3 separate regions of the Homo sapiens genome follow, and all the other regions are linked to region 2. Evidence: chromatin contacts called from ENCODE Hi-C or POLR2A ChIA-PET data. All regions are on one chromosome and are shown on one strand. The core of a region is the stretch at or near the end of the contact, and the rest is flanking DNA. Distances in the headings are between cores, read along the strand shown. Region 1 has its middle 110 kb from the start of DUSP6. Region 2 has its middle 160 kb from the start of LINC02458. Region 3 overlaps LOC105378255 (a long non-coding RNA gene).

Region 1 (3,979 bases), core at 107-2,606, 63 kb before region 2:
TAGTCTATGAGACACAAATAAAAGATACAATTGCTGCCTTCAGAGTGCACATGAACTTACTAAGAACACAGACAGGAAAACCAAGGATCATACCACAATGTAATGAACGTAAGAGAGAGCTGCTTAGCTTACCTTGCCTCTCCTATTTTATTACAATTTCTTTTTGGGGGGAATCACCTCTCCTCCTTTGTGTGAATTTAAGTGGGATGATAATTTCTAGTGACCAATGCTCACTAGACAAACTGAAAAGAGTGATCTTCCTCTCCCACCCTAGCACAGTCACAGGCTAGTTCAGACTAGTCATGAGACCCAAGGTTGGCCGATGAGACCCTCTTTTAGGATGTTGATACTAGGATGGAGAGAGTATATTCAGGGCATTCTGAACTGAAGTGAGGTAGAAACATCCAGTCCTGATGCTTTCAAATATAAGACAATTATACCCTCTGGTTCTTGGTTTTAACTCCCCTAAATCTTGGGCATTTGCAAGCTTGTTCCTCTATCTGCTATTGAGCCGCTGATACATTATACTTCCAACAAGTTCTCTTTTGGATTATTGGTTCTGGTTCTTGGCTTTAACTCCCCTAAATCTTGGGCATTTGCAAGCTTGTTCCTCTATCTGCTATTGAGCTGCTGATACATTATACTTCCAACAAGTTCTCTTTTGGATTATTTTGATTCAGTTCCTAATGCTTTCAGCCAGGGATCATGAAAGAGTATCATAATCTAGAGTTGGGGTGAAGGGAATAGTAGCTGTGGCAAGAGGGCAGCTTGGAGGAGGTAATGCCTGAGCAGTATCTTTAGGGACAAGAAGGGATTTACAAAGTAAGGAAGTGGGGGAAGGGAATTAGAGGTAGAGGAAATACCACATGCAAAGGTTTGGAGGTTAGAGCAGCTAGGGGTCGGTGTCACTCAGAGGAAATGCAAGTAGCTTTGGCGGTTGCTTTGTAGTTGTATATGTGTGCACATGTATGAGTGAGACAGAATTCGGAGAGCTGATGCCTGATAGGCCTCTAAAGAATATGTGGTAATCAGCTCTTTCCTCTATTAGCATAAACTATGCCTTAGTAATTGGGATGGTATCTAACCTGGCGTGGCTTCGAAAAGAGGCTTAGTAAATGTGTAGTGAAAAGATGTGACTGTTGAATTCAGTTCCTCTGAAATACTTTCTCCAAGATTTTTGGAGTTGGAAGGACTTTGTCAGGTCACCTGTGTCCTGGGTGCCAAAAATCTATGTCTTTTCTGGAGACTGTCCCTCAAAACTGTTAATTCTATTCCCTAGTTTAGGCAATATTGCACAGGGAACATTCCAGGCAGTTGGAAACTTTTCCTGTTTACATACCTCTGGAGAAGGAGGGACCAAGCATCATTCCTGTTGGACCCTTCAGTTTGTAGCAATGTTTTCTGCCAAGTAAGTTCCTCTTTATCTAACCGAAGTCATCTATGCTGCAACTTGCCTCATTTCCTGTTGCTCTCCCCTTAGAGGGTATGAACAGCATGGGCTTGTCACCCTCCTTGGTAATAACAACCTTTCATATGCTTGACGTTGATTACTAAATTGCCTTTAGCTTTCTCTTCCAGTTTTCTTAGTCTGTTTTTCAGCCTTTAATCATCTCTGTGGGTCTCTTCTCAACCACGTCCAAGTGCACAAAGTGCCTCTTAAAGCAATTTTCAGTTTCAAAACAAAACACCAAACTTCTAGGCTTGTTCCAACTGGCAAAATGAAATGACTTTCTAAGAAAAAAATATGAAAAAAAAAGATATTTCAGGGGTTCCTGGAATGTGAAATTATACTCTAACCAATTAAAGCAGGAATAAATCTTTTGATATTGGTCTTTTCAAGCTGATTTAGTTTTAAGTGAGGTTCTTGTCAAAAGAGTCCCTAAAAGAATTAGGAAAGATCAACATAATAAATGTTTATAGAGCACCCACTATGTGCCAGGCATTTGGCATGGTACTAAGAACTCATAGGTAAACACGACTTGATTCCTACTATCAAAGAGCTCATGGTCTAGGAGTTAAGGCAGAAATAAACAAAAGCCATTCAGTGTGATAGATACAATGGCAAATAAGAGAAAGAGGAAAAGTGGGGGCAGAAAGGAAGAAGGTGGCAAGTCTAGCTGGTGAGGTCAGGCTTGAGCAGATTCTTGAAAGAGGACTAAGAGGTTTTCAGTTTTGGAAGGTAGGTGAGGAAGGATGTTCCTTTTCTGGGCAGAGAGAGCAGCATGATAAGAGGTATGAAGACACGAAACAGCATGATGTATTTGGTGATTAGCTTAGGATGCCATAAGCATGTGGCAAGAGATGAGGATGAGATCACAGAGGGCTTCATGGACTACTCAGAGGAGTTTGGATTTTATGTGGCAATGGGAGCCATTAAGTGTTTGTGAGCAATGTAGTAATTTAGGAGAACTAGCTGCCTAGAAGAATCACTGGGCTAAGCAGAGCATATCAGAAGGAAATGGGGCTGAAGTATGGTTGTCCTGGAGACTGACACAAGAGCTAAGAGGTGGTGTGATTGACAGATGAGAAATGATGTAGACTGGGTGACCTGTGGCTCGGAGGAGATGCTCAATGAAGAAATTAAGAAGGAAATTGAAAAATGTCTTGAAATAAATGATAATAAGAACCCAACATACCAAAATCTATGGGATATAGCAAAAGCAATACTAAGGGGGAAGTTTATAGCTGTAAGTGCCTACATTGAAAAATAAGAAAAAATTCAAATAAACAACCCAATGATGCATCTTAAAGAACTAGAAAAGCAAGAGCAAACTGAATTCAAAATTAGTAGAAGAAAATAAATAATAAAGATCAGAGCAGAAATAAAGGAATTTGAAATGAAGAAAACAGTATAAAAGATCAATGAAACAAAAAGTTGTTTTTTGAAAAGTTAAACAAAATAGGCAAACATTTAGCCAGACTACCTAAGAAAAAAAGAGAAAGATCCAAATAAATAAAATCAGAGATGACAAAGGATACATTACAAACAATACCACAGGAATTCAAAGGATCATTAGTGGCTACTATGAGCAAGTGTTTGTCAATAAATTGGAAAATCTAGAAGAAAAGAACAAGTTCTTAGACACATACAACCTACCAAGATTGAATCGTGCAGAAATCTAAAACCTGAACAGACCAATAATGAGTAACAAGATCAAAGGTGTAATAAAAAGGCTTCCAGCAAAGAAAAGCTTGGGATCTGATGGCATCACTGCTGAATTCTACTGAACATTTAAAGATCTAATACCAATTCTACTCAAACTATTACAAAAAATAGAGGAGGAGGGAACACTTTCAAACTCATTCTCAATATTACCCTGATACCAAAACCAGACAAAGACAATCAAAAAAATAAGAAAACTATAGGCCAATATCCCTAACGAATATTTATGCAAAAATCCTCAACAAAATACTAGCAAGTTGAATTCAAAAACTCATTAAAAAGATCATTCAGGCCAGGCACAGTGGCTCACGCCTATAATCCCGGCACTTTGGGATGCCAAGGCGGGTGGATCACCTGAGGTCAGGAGTTTGAGACCAGCCTGTTCAAAATGGTAAACCCCATCTCTACAAAAAATTAGCTGGGTGTCGTGGAGCATGCCTGTAATCCCAGCTACTCAGGAGGCTGAGGCAGGAGAATTGTTTGAACCCGGGAGATGGAGGTTGCAGTGAACTGAGAATCGTGCCACTGCACTCCAGCCTGTACAATGGAGACTCCAAGAAATATATATATTTCATCATGACCAAATGGGATTTATCCTAGTAATGCAAACATGGTTCAATATACACAAATCAATCAATGTCATACAGCATATCAACAGAATAAAGGACAAAAACCATATGATCATTTCAATTGATGCTGAAAAAGCATTTGATAAAATTCAACATCCCTTTATGATTAAAAAAAAAAACCCTGAAAAAACTGGTATGGAAAAAACATACCTCAACATAATAAAAGCCATATACAACAGACCTGCAG
Region 2 (3,911 bases), core at 52-2,551:
ACATGAGCCACCATGCCCAGTCTGTAATGCCATTTAGATGGTTGTTCTACTTATCTAAAAATAAGTGCTGACTTTTTGTCACTTTCATTGGGACAAGTTTAACAAATTCTTTACCTACAGAAACTAGAGAAAGAATTTGACTATTAAAAATATGGCAAGTGTTTCCAGAGTTTAGCCTTTCTATAAAATGCTATTCATTAGGCAATCCTCATTTGCAGGGAGGAAATGGAAAAGGTGATGTGACAGAGAGTGACCAGGTTGGAGAAGGAAGGATGGCAGGAGAATCTCTACTTTCAATGTTCAGAGGGGGCTTCTTTCTACGGGGAGGTAACATCAGAGCTGAGAATAGAAGGCTAATGATGACAAGCAACACAATAATGACCTATAACTATTAAGCACTTAATTATATTTCAGTCATTTACATATATTAATTCACAGTGTCCTGGTATTCGTACTCCCAAGTCCCTGCTTTTAAAATTCCCTGCTCTTGTGGTTAAATCTTGTGAAAAATTGGGGAAGAATATTCCAGAAAAAGGAATGGCAGGTAGAAAGTCTTTAAGCAAGCATGAAATTAGGTATGTTTAGGAACTGAAAGAAGCTCAGAGTGGCTTGTGTGTAATGAGCTAGGAAGAAAAGTTTATATGTATGGGGAAGTATATTGAAGGCCACAGTGAAAATAAAAGTTTTCGTTTTGTTCTTTAGTCTTAGGAATTATCTAATTTATTATTACTTTTTTTTTAGATATTTGAAGGTAAACTTCTAATTTTTTACTGTACATATGCAATGAACTGGCACATAGCAGAACAGACTCAGCATAGTTTTTTGAAAGAAAATATTCTAATATCATATCTTCAATATTATACAAATAATTATTGAGTGTGATAGAATTTAGCTATTTAGTATTTCTACTCTTTAAAATATCCAAGTCTAAATAACTCGCCAGCTTGAATAATGTCATCCGCCACAGTCTAAACAGGCCTATTGACCACTCCAGCAGATTGTTTCTATTAGGTGCATTTTCTTCTTGATCTTAAGACTTCCACAAAAGTATAAATATTTAACATCTTTGAGCAATTTAAGCAATCACAGTTTGCTGGAATATTAAAAATGCAATAGTGATGAAAAACAAAAGTATTTCTAACAGAATGCAGACCCAGATCTAGATAAATATAGCTTACTTGTTCATAATCTTCTTTCTCAGGAAACCATGCCTGTCTTCAACAGGATTTTTTCAGTTTAGGTTTGCCCTTTTAACACACTGAGTCATTGTTTGGTAATCAGAACAGTCTCCCCTAGCATTACATTTTTTCTAGGAAATTGGCTCACAGGTTTGATCACGCTTAACAAAGGGTGTCTACCTTGTAAAAAAGGACAAAGCTCTGTGTTGGTATATAGGTACTGAGGAGATTAGCATTTTTTAAAAGACTATTTTTTAGAGTAATTTTAGATTCACAGCAAAATTGAGAGGAAGGTATAGAGATTTCCTGTATACTCCCCACCCCTACACATGCATAGCCTCCACCACTATTAAAATCTCCTATCAGGATGTTACATTTGTTACAGTTGATAAGCCTGCACTGACACAATATAATCACCTCAAATCCATAATTTGCATTAGGGTTCACTCATGGTGATGTATATTCTACGAGTCTGGACAAATGTATAATGACATGAATTCACCATATAGTATCATACAGAGTATTTTCATTGTCATGAAAACCCCCTGTGCTCTGGCTATTCCTCCTTCCCTCCCTTCTAACCCCTGGCAACCATTGATCATCTTACTGTTTCTATATTTTTGCCTTTTGCAGAATATCCTATAGTTGGAGTCATATAGTATGTAACTTTTCAGTTTGGCTTCTTTCACTTAGTATACAAGCATTTAAGCTTTCTCCATGTCTTTTCAAGGCTTGATAGCTCATTTCTCTTTAGCACTGAGTAATAGTCCATTTTCTGGATGTGCCTCAGTTTATTTATACATTCATCTGCTGATGGACATCTCAGTTGCTTCCAAATTTTAGCAATTATGAATTAGGCTGTTATAAACATCTGTGTGCAGGTTTTTGTGTGGACCTAAGTTTTCCATTTCTTTGGTAAATACCAAGGAGCAGGATTGCTGGATCATATGTTAAGAGTGTTCAGTTTTTAAAAAGCTGCCAAATTGTCTTCCATAGTAGCTGTACTATTTTGCATTCCTACCAGCAATAAATGGGTCCTTGTGCTTCACATCCTAGTCAGCGTTTGATGTTGTTAGTTCTGGGTTTTGTTCATTCTCAAAGGTGTGTAGTGGTATCTCATTGTTTCAGTTTGAATTTCCTTGATAACGTATGATATGGAGCATCTTTTGAGGTTAATATTTTAAAATACCACAATGGGTAGAAACAGAAATGCCTGTTCTACTCCTGTGCAGAATTAGAGAGCTGAATTCTCTCAGGATGATGAATAGTTTGCAGCCCCAAATATTATGAGCCTTTTTGACAAAAAAAATGAAACAAAAGCAAAAAGACAAAAAACAAACAAAAAACAGAGTAGCTTAGTACTTGGGGTATTAAGAACATGTTGAAAAAGATTGACCCCCTGAGGTTAGTGAGAATTGTTTTAGGTGAAGAAAAGGCAAAAAAAAAAAGCTTCATTCAGATGCAGGACTAAGTGTTTATTATTTGAGTCCAGAAATGGATGGGAGTGAATAAAAGGGGATGTTCCCTTAGTAGGGTGATGTTTTTGGCAACAGTACAACTGATGTTGCAAGAAGGGAAACAGTCTCCAGATGAAAATCTCTTACAGGTTGGCGTTTGCCCAAAACTGAAATGTTGACAGGGAAGTACAGGCACACCCAAAAACATCCTGATTAAATTGCAGGTGTTGTGCAAAACCAAGTGGGAAGAGCAAGTATTTTTAACTAGTAAGCAGATTCTGGTAGTTGCCTTATATATGGTGTGTGTAGTGTGTGATTTTATAAAATCTCAGGAAACAAGGTAACTGTTTTATGCTTTTGTTATCAAGCTAAGTTTTGTGTGGAGAATCATATACTATTTGTTTCGGAATGTACATTTCAAGTTATTTCTAGCGTTTTTTTTTGCAGAAGTAATTCCTCTTAAATAAAAATGTAAATGGAATTTTACTACATAGAAACGATATTTTATTCATAAAATAACCTTATAAGTTCAAATTGAATAAATTTCCTCAGTATATAGTCAATAAATGAAACTAAGGTTGTTTTGATTAATACAAAAACTTGGAATGAGAGCTTACTATGACACTTGTGATTTCACATAATCCTTAGCATCTAATTTAGTTTAGTATTTCTTTTGTATTTACACACTATCAAAAAAGATCCTAATTTACTCAGAAAACTAGTTGCAAATGGGAAGTCTTTAACAGGTTACTATGTAATCTCAGGATACTCTTGCAGAAGAAGCCTTTAATGTGAGGCCCATAAAAAGCAAGTCAAACTGGAAACACAAGTTAATGCATTGATAGTTTCCAATGTGTTAACATCTGGCATAGAGCTTTCTGGAGTGTTTTAAGTATTACGATATTTAAAATATTTTCCCCAAAACACTTAACATGCAAGTTGAGGTCAACATCTGTTGAACTTTTTCCACAGAAGCTCTTCCACAGAAACCTAGGGCTCAAAAGAACACTACTAGTTGTTAGTGGTGATGTGATAATTATCTCAGACTTCTCAAGAACTGAAGAGTATACACTCCAGTAAAATAAACAAGTGGAACACTGTTAAATAAAATAATGTACATTCTTGCTAGGAAATGTCACAAGCAAGACTGGAATCCAGGCTTCTTGGCCTCTTTCATGTTGAATTTTCATGGAGAATGAATTCAACACAGCATGTAATGGTTCACTGATTGTCAATTTTATTCATTTGTCACTTTATTAAGACATGCCTTATGGGC
Region 3 (4,196 bases), core at 1,601-4,100, 44 kb before region 2:
TTTTTGGATAGTGTAAAATTTTAGAAAAGGGAATTAAAAGCCCATATTGTTATCCAGCTAGATGATGATATGACATGAAAGAGTCTTTAGAATGAATTTTATACTAAATTTGGGATGGTGCTTTATGTTCAGGCCAGCTGTGCATGGAATGGAGTGAGCAGGGATGAGTTGGGAGCAATCATTGGCAGTTTTCTACTTCCTCTCAAATTCCTTCACAGTCTGGCTTCGTTTAAAACATTTGAGTTGGTGTGAATTACTGGAACATGAGAAGCACTCATTTTCAAAATACAAAAAACACATTCCAGAGGCGAATAGAAAGAATGATCAGATTTTGCTGCTTTAGATTGATAGGGAGAATAGAGAACTGAATGACCGAAGACAGATTGGAAATTCATTTGCTTGGATTCTCTTAATGGATTGTACTATGTCCTTGACAAAAACACTCAGCAGTGCCTATGCAAATGCTCACTATCCTTAAAAAGAAATCAAAGGGGCTAAAAAACATTTGGAGATCTTGTGTATGCATCAGATCCACATTATCTCATAAGAGGCAAAGTAGCAAAATCACATGTAGGTTCTGGGATCAGAAAGACTTGGGTTTAAAAATCCCTTCTCTGTCATTGTGTAGCTGTGCAAACTTACTTCAGTTCATTAATATATCTTATTCTCAATTTTGATTTTACTTGGCTTTTCTTTACAAGAAGCATTATCAGAAGTGAATCAATCTCAGGAAGGACCATGCCAGTGAATTTTAAAGTAAAATGTAAAGATGATTAAAGAACTCACTGCCTCTCTTTCATTGATTTATTTGTCTTTAGAGACAAGGTCTTGCTCTGTCACCTAGGCTGGAGTGCAGTGGTGTGAACACTGCTCACTGCAACCTTGACTTCCTGGGCTCAAGCAATTCTCCCACCTCAGCCTCTGAGTGTCTGGGACCACAGGCATGTGCTGACACGCCCAGCTAAGTTTTAAAAATATTTTTTGTAGAGATGAGGTCTCATCATGTTGTGCAGGATGGTCTTGGACTCCTGGGCTCAAAAGATCCTCCTGCCTCGGCCTCCCAAAGTGTTGAGATTACAGCCACCATGCCTGGCCTCTCTCATTTCAAAATACAGGAAGACCTAACCCTCAGTAGGCTGGGGTTACATTTCTACATCTTTATTTAGGAGCTTAAATATGTAGTAAACCATAGCTTTTTCTAGATCTTTCTTTGGCTGGAATTTGCCAGGGAATTTTCTTTTCTTTTCTTTTTTTAAAAATTTTTCTTTTTAAATTGTCTGATGTTTTTTGTTCTTTAATTTTTTTTTCAATTTTTAAAAATTTTTATGGGTACATAGTAGGTATATATGTTTATGGGGTACATAAGATGTTTTGATATAGGCATGCAATGTAAAATAACCACATTATGGGGAATGGGGTATCCATCTCTTCAAGCATTTGTCCTTTGAGTTACAAACAATCCAATTACAAGCTTTATGCCAGGGCATTTTCAATAATATTTAGCGAAAATGATTTTCCCAAGAACTCACCAAATACCAACAGAGCTAGCCATATGATTGTATTTCCTTGTCATGATTTTTTTTAGTTGAGTACTGGGATAGTTTATAGAGAGTTCATTATCCCAGAGGTTGAATATAGGGGAAGAAAAGGGGGTTGTGCAAAGAAACCCAAGTGAGCATTCATTACATGTAATTGAAAGCTAATCATCTCTTCATGGATAACTACTCTACAGAAAAGACCAGCCAAACCACTTAAAACCATCCACAAAGCTCGCTGGCCAGTTAGGACAATAATGCTGAAAAAATATTGCTATGCTCAATTTATTTGATTGCACCTTGTTTTATAGACTGCCTAATGATGAGTGCAGGTTCAAATTCAAATCAAGGAATTTTGCCTCAACAAATTCTTTTCTTCTGCTCTCCTGCACAAATCTAAAGATATTTATCATAAGAACTATATGTACCAAGATCTCACAGGAACATCACCACTGGGTCAGAAGCAAAATAAACTTCACCTGAGTCTGTCAAGAATTGTTTGATGAAATCATCTTTGGTCTGGGAGAGCGAGGTAATAACATATCAACTCAATTTTAAAGGTCCTGCTTACAGAGGACAGAGACAGCCCCCCCCACCCCCCAAAATGCTTTTATTTGCCCTGATACCTAAGATAAAGATTTTATTTTTCAGCAAAGTGATTAAAAATCCGGGTTTTTATTTAAAAATTCTGAGAGATTAGAGATCTAGCGAATTGTTTTTTGGTTTGGACAACAGTGACTCCTTTATACCACAAATATTTGGTAACACATTTTTATTTCTCATCCTTATTTCTCCACTGGAAAACCACTTTATGATAAATTCTGTAAATATTTATTGAAAAAATAAAATATACAGGTTTTATGCTTGGTGCTTCAAGTTTCAAGATGATTGTGTTTAAATCCCTTCTGCTGACGGCTCTTATATTTCTGAATTTGGCTCCCTTAAAATATTTTGTTTCATAGCCAAAGCCAAAAAACAAAACAAAACTATGTTTAAAAACACTACAGGGAAGAAGGAATCACTTCATTGCTTAGTTTTAAAACTACATGAATGACGTCGCTTTTGAGATGTGGAAATACCAGGGTAATTTTGTTTTACTAAAGGTGTATTTTCTTTTCCTTTTAAAGACATATAACAACTATTGTTTTTAACTGGTGAAAGAAAGAATTGGGTTTGGGGCTTTTCATGACCAGGTTAAGTAATTCAGAGCCTTGGTGCTAACAATGAAAGTGAGATTCCCTTTCACGGAAGGGCTGGCCCATTTGAAGTTGATGATTCCAGTCTGGCTGGTCCAACAGGTTTTTATTTCTTAAAGCTTTGAGCACCATGAGTCAGAGGGAGAGGAAGAGAGAGGGAGGACATGAGCTCACTACAGAGAGGTTGGTATTAGAGGAGAAGGGAAGGATTGTTTGTTGGACCCAAACCAGAGAAAGGAGTGGCTGTTATTGCAGCATAAAGCAATGAGCACTGTAGGGGAGCAGCTGAGCTGTTTGTGGAGTCAGCTTCAGGGCCTCAAGGCTGAACTTCCACAGGCAGCAAAAGCATGAGTTACCAGCCTGAAGTGTGAGCTGGTTTTAGAATCTTGTCCCAGTTTTTTTTTTTTTTGGTAGAGATGGGGTCTCACTATGTTGCCTAGGCTGGTTTCAAACTACTTGGGCTCAAGTGATCCTCCCACCTCAGCCTCCCAAAGTGCTGTGATTACTGGCGTAAGCCACTGCACCTGGCCCCCCTCTTTGGTTTTCTCTGCCTGGAAACTTGAGTTGAGAGGCGGGTGTCTCGCCTCTGCCCTTGACTCACCGACATCACACTTCCTTTCATCTGAGTGCTCTCTGAAGTGAGGTCACGTTGGTGAGCTCATCTATATTCAGGAGCCAGAAGAGCAAAGGAGAGCTTTTGCATGTGAAGATCTGCCTGGATGGAAGCTCTGATGTGATGGAAGCTCTTACTACCAATTGGCCAATGGTTCAGATTTTCTTAGAACTAAACTTTTTTTTTGGTCCAGATATGCTAATCAAATGAAAAATGAATTAGGCTGGGATTTCCTCTTCGTAGTCTAACCTTAATGAAAGGAATAATGAGAGAATCTATATTAAATAGGACCCTTTTCATACAAGTAACAGAAATGCAACCTCAAATGTCTCCTTTTAGTGCAGGCAAAAGGGAAGAGCAAAGGAGAGAACTGGGTCTGCAGGATCACTGGAAACAGAGACTTACATGCCTTCCAGTCTCTCTCTCTTTTAACTTTCACTTCTTTTCGACATGTTTTCCTACAGACCTCCTCCACAAGGTTACCTCCTTCTCAGACTCAGATCCTAAGCCTTGATATCAGAGAAGGATTGTCCCGTTTTTGTAAGTCCCAATTTGCAGATACTCAGGAAGGTCCAGCTCAGGTCACACGCAGCCTCTCTGCACAGTGGATGGGCTCTTGTGATTGGCAGTTCTCATGGGAACCATGTAGTGGCGTGAGGGAAGATGGAAATAGGAATGGGTGGGTCTGTGCCAGAAAAGGGAAGGGTGCTGGGCAGATGAAAGAATACATACCTATTACTACACAGAAAAAGGACTATATGTTTGTATTAATCACAGTTCTCTGGAGAAACAGAACAAAAGAATTTTTGATAGAATGTGGCTTATGTGATTATGGAGGCCTAGAAGTTCCAT

What was found. A loop is a pair of places that touch in the nucleus more often than their neighbours do. ChIA-PET counts read pairs that join two places held with the same protein, here RNA polymerase II (POLR2A). Pooled maps may share reads with other maps.
Region 1: a loop to region 2 is called in a map of naive thymus-derived CD4-positive, alpha-beta T cell, with 3 times the contacts of the local background. The contact joins two enhancer-like sites. A Hi-C loop is called at or near these places in 3 of 168 maps with a recorded cell type or tissue (CD8-positive, alpha-beta T cell, heart left ventricle and naive thymus-derived CD4-positive, alpha-beta T cell) and 12 of 50 pooled maps. POLR2A ChIA-PET finds 5 or more read pairs at or near these places in 6 of 52 experiments (PC-9, activated CD4-positive, alpha-beta T cell, activated CD4-positive, alpha-beta memory T cell and 2 more).
Region 3: a map of MCF 10A shows a loop between it and region 2 (5-fold over the local background). The contact joins two enhancer-like sites. A Hi-C loop is called at or near these places in 7 of 168 maps with a recorded cell type or tissue (MCF 10A, PC-3, PC-9 and 4 more) and 14 of 50 pooled maps. POLR2A ChIA-PET finds 5 or more read pairs at or near these places in 12 of 52 experiments (AG04450, H1, MCF 10A and 7 more).

What each region holds. Positions count from the first base shown.
Region 1 is chr12:89,242,233-89,246,211 of GRCh38, reverse strand. No RefSeq gene overlaps it. Among named protein-coding and RNA genes, the nearest start is that of DUSP6, 110 kb to the left of the region's middle. Within about 2 kb of position 1,356, at least 3 of the 41 ENCODE cell types and tissues checked have a DNase peak (open chromatin) inside an H3K27ac peak, as active enhancers do.
Region 2 is chr12:89,179,066-89,182,976 of GRCh38, reverse strand. No RefSeq gene overlaps it. Among named protein-coding and RNA genes, the nearest start is that of LINC02458, 160 kb to the right of the region's middle. Within about 2 kb of position 1,301, at least 4 of the 41 ENCODE cell types and tissues checked have a DNase peak (open chromatin) inside an H3K27ac peak, as active enhancers do.
Region 3 is chr12:89,224,690-89,228,885 of GRCh38, reverse strand. The region is part of intron 1 of LOC105378255 (a long non-coding RNA gene); the gene reads right to left. Among named protein-coding and RNA genes, the nearest start is that of DUSP6, 130 kb to the left of the region's middle. Within about 2 kb of position 2,850, at least 5 of the 41 ENCODE cell types and tissues checked have a DNase peak (open chromatin) inside an H3K27ac peak, as active enhancers do.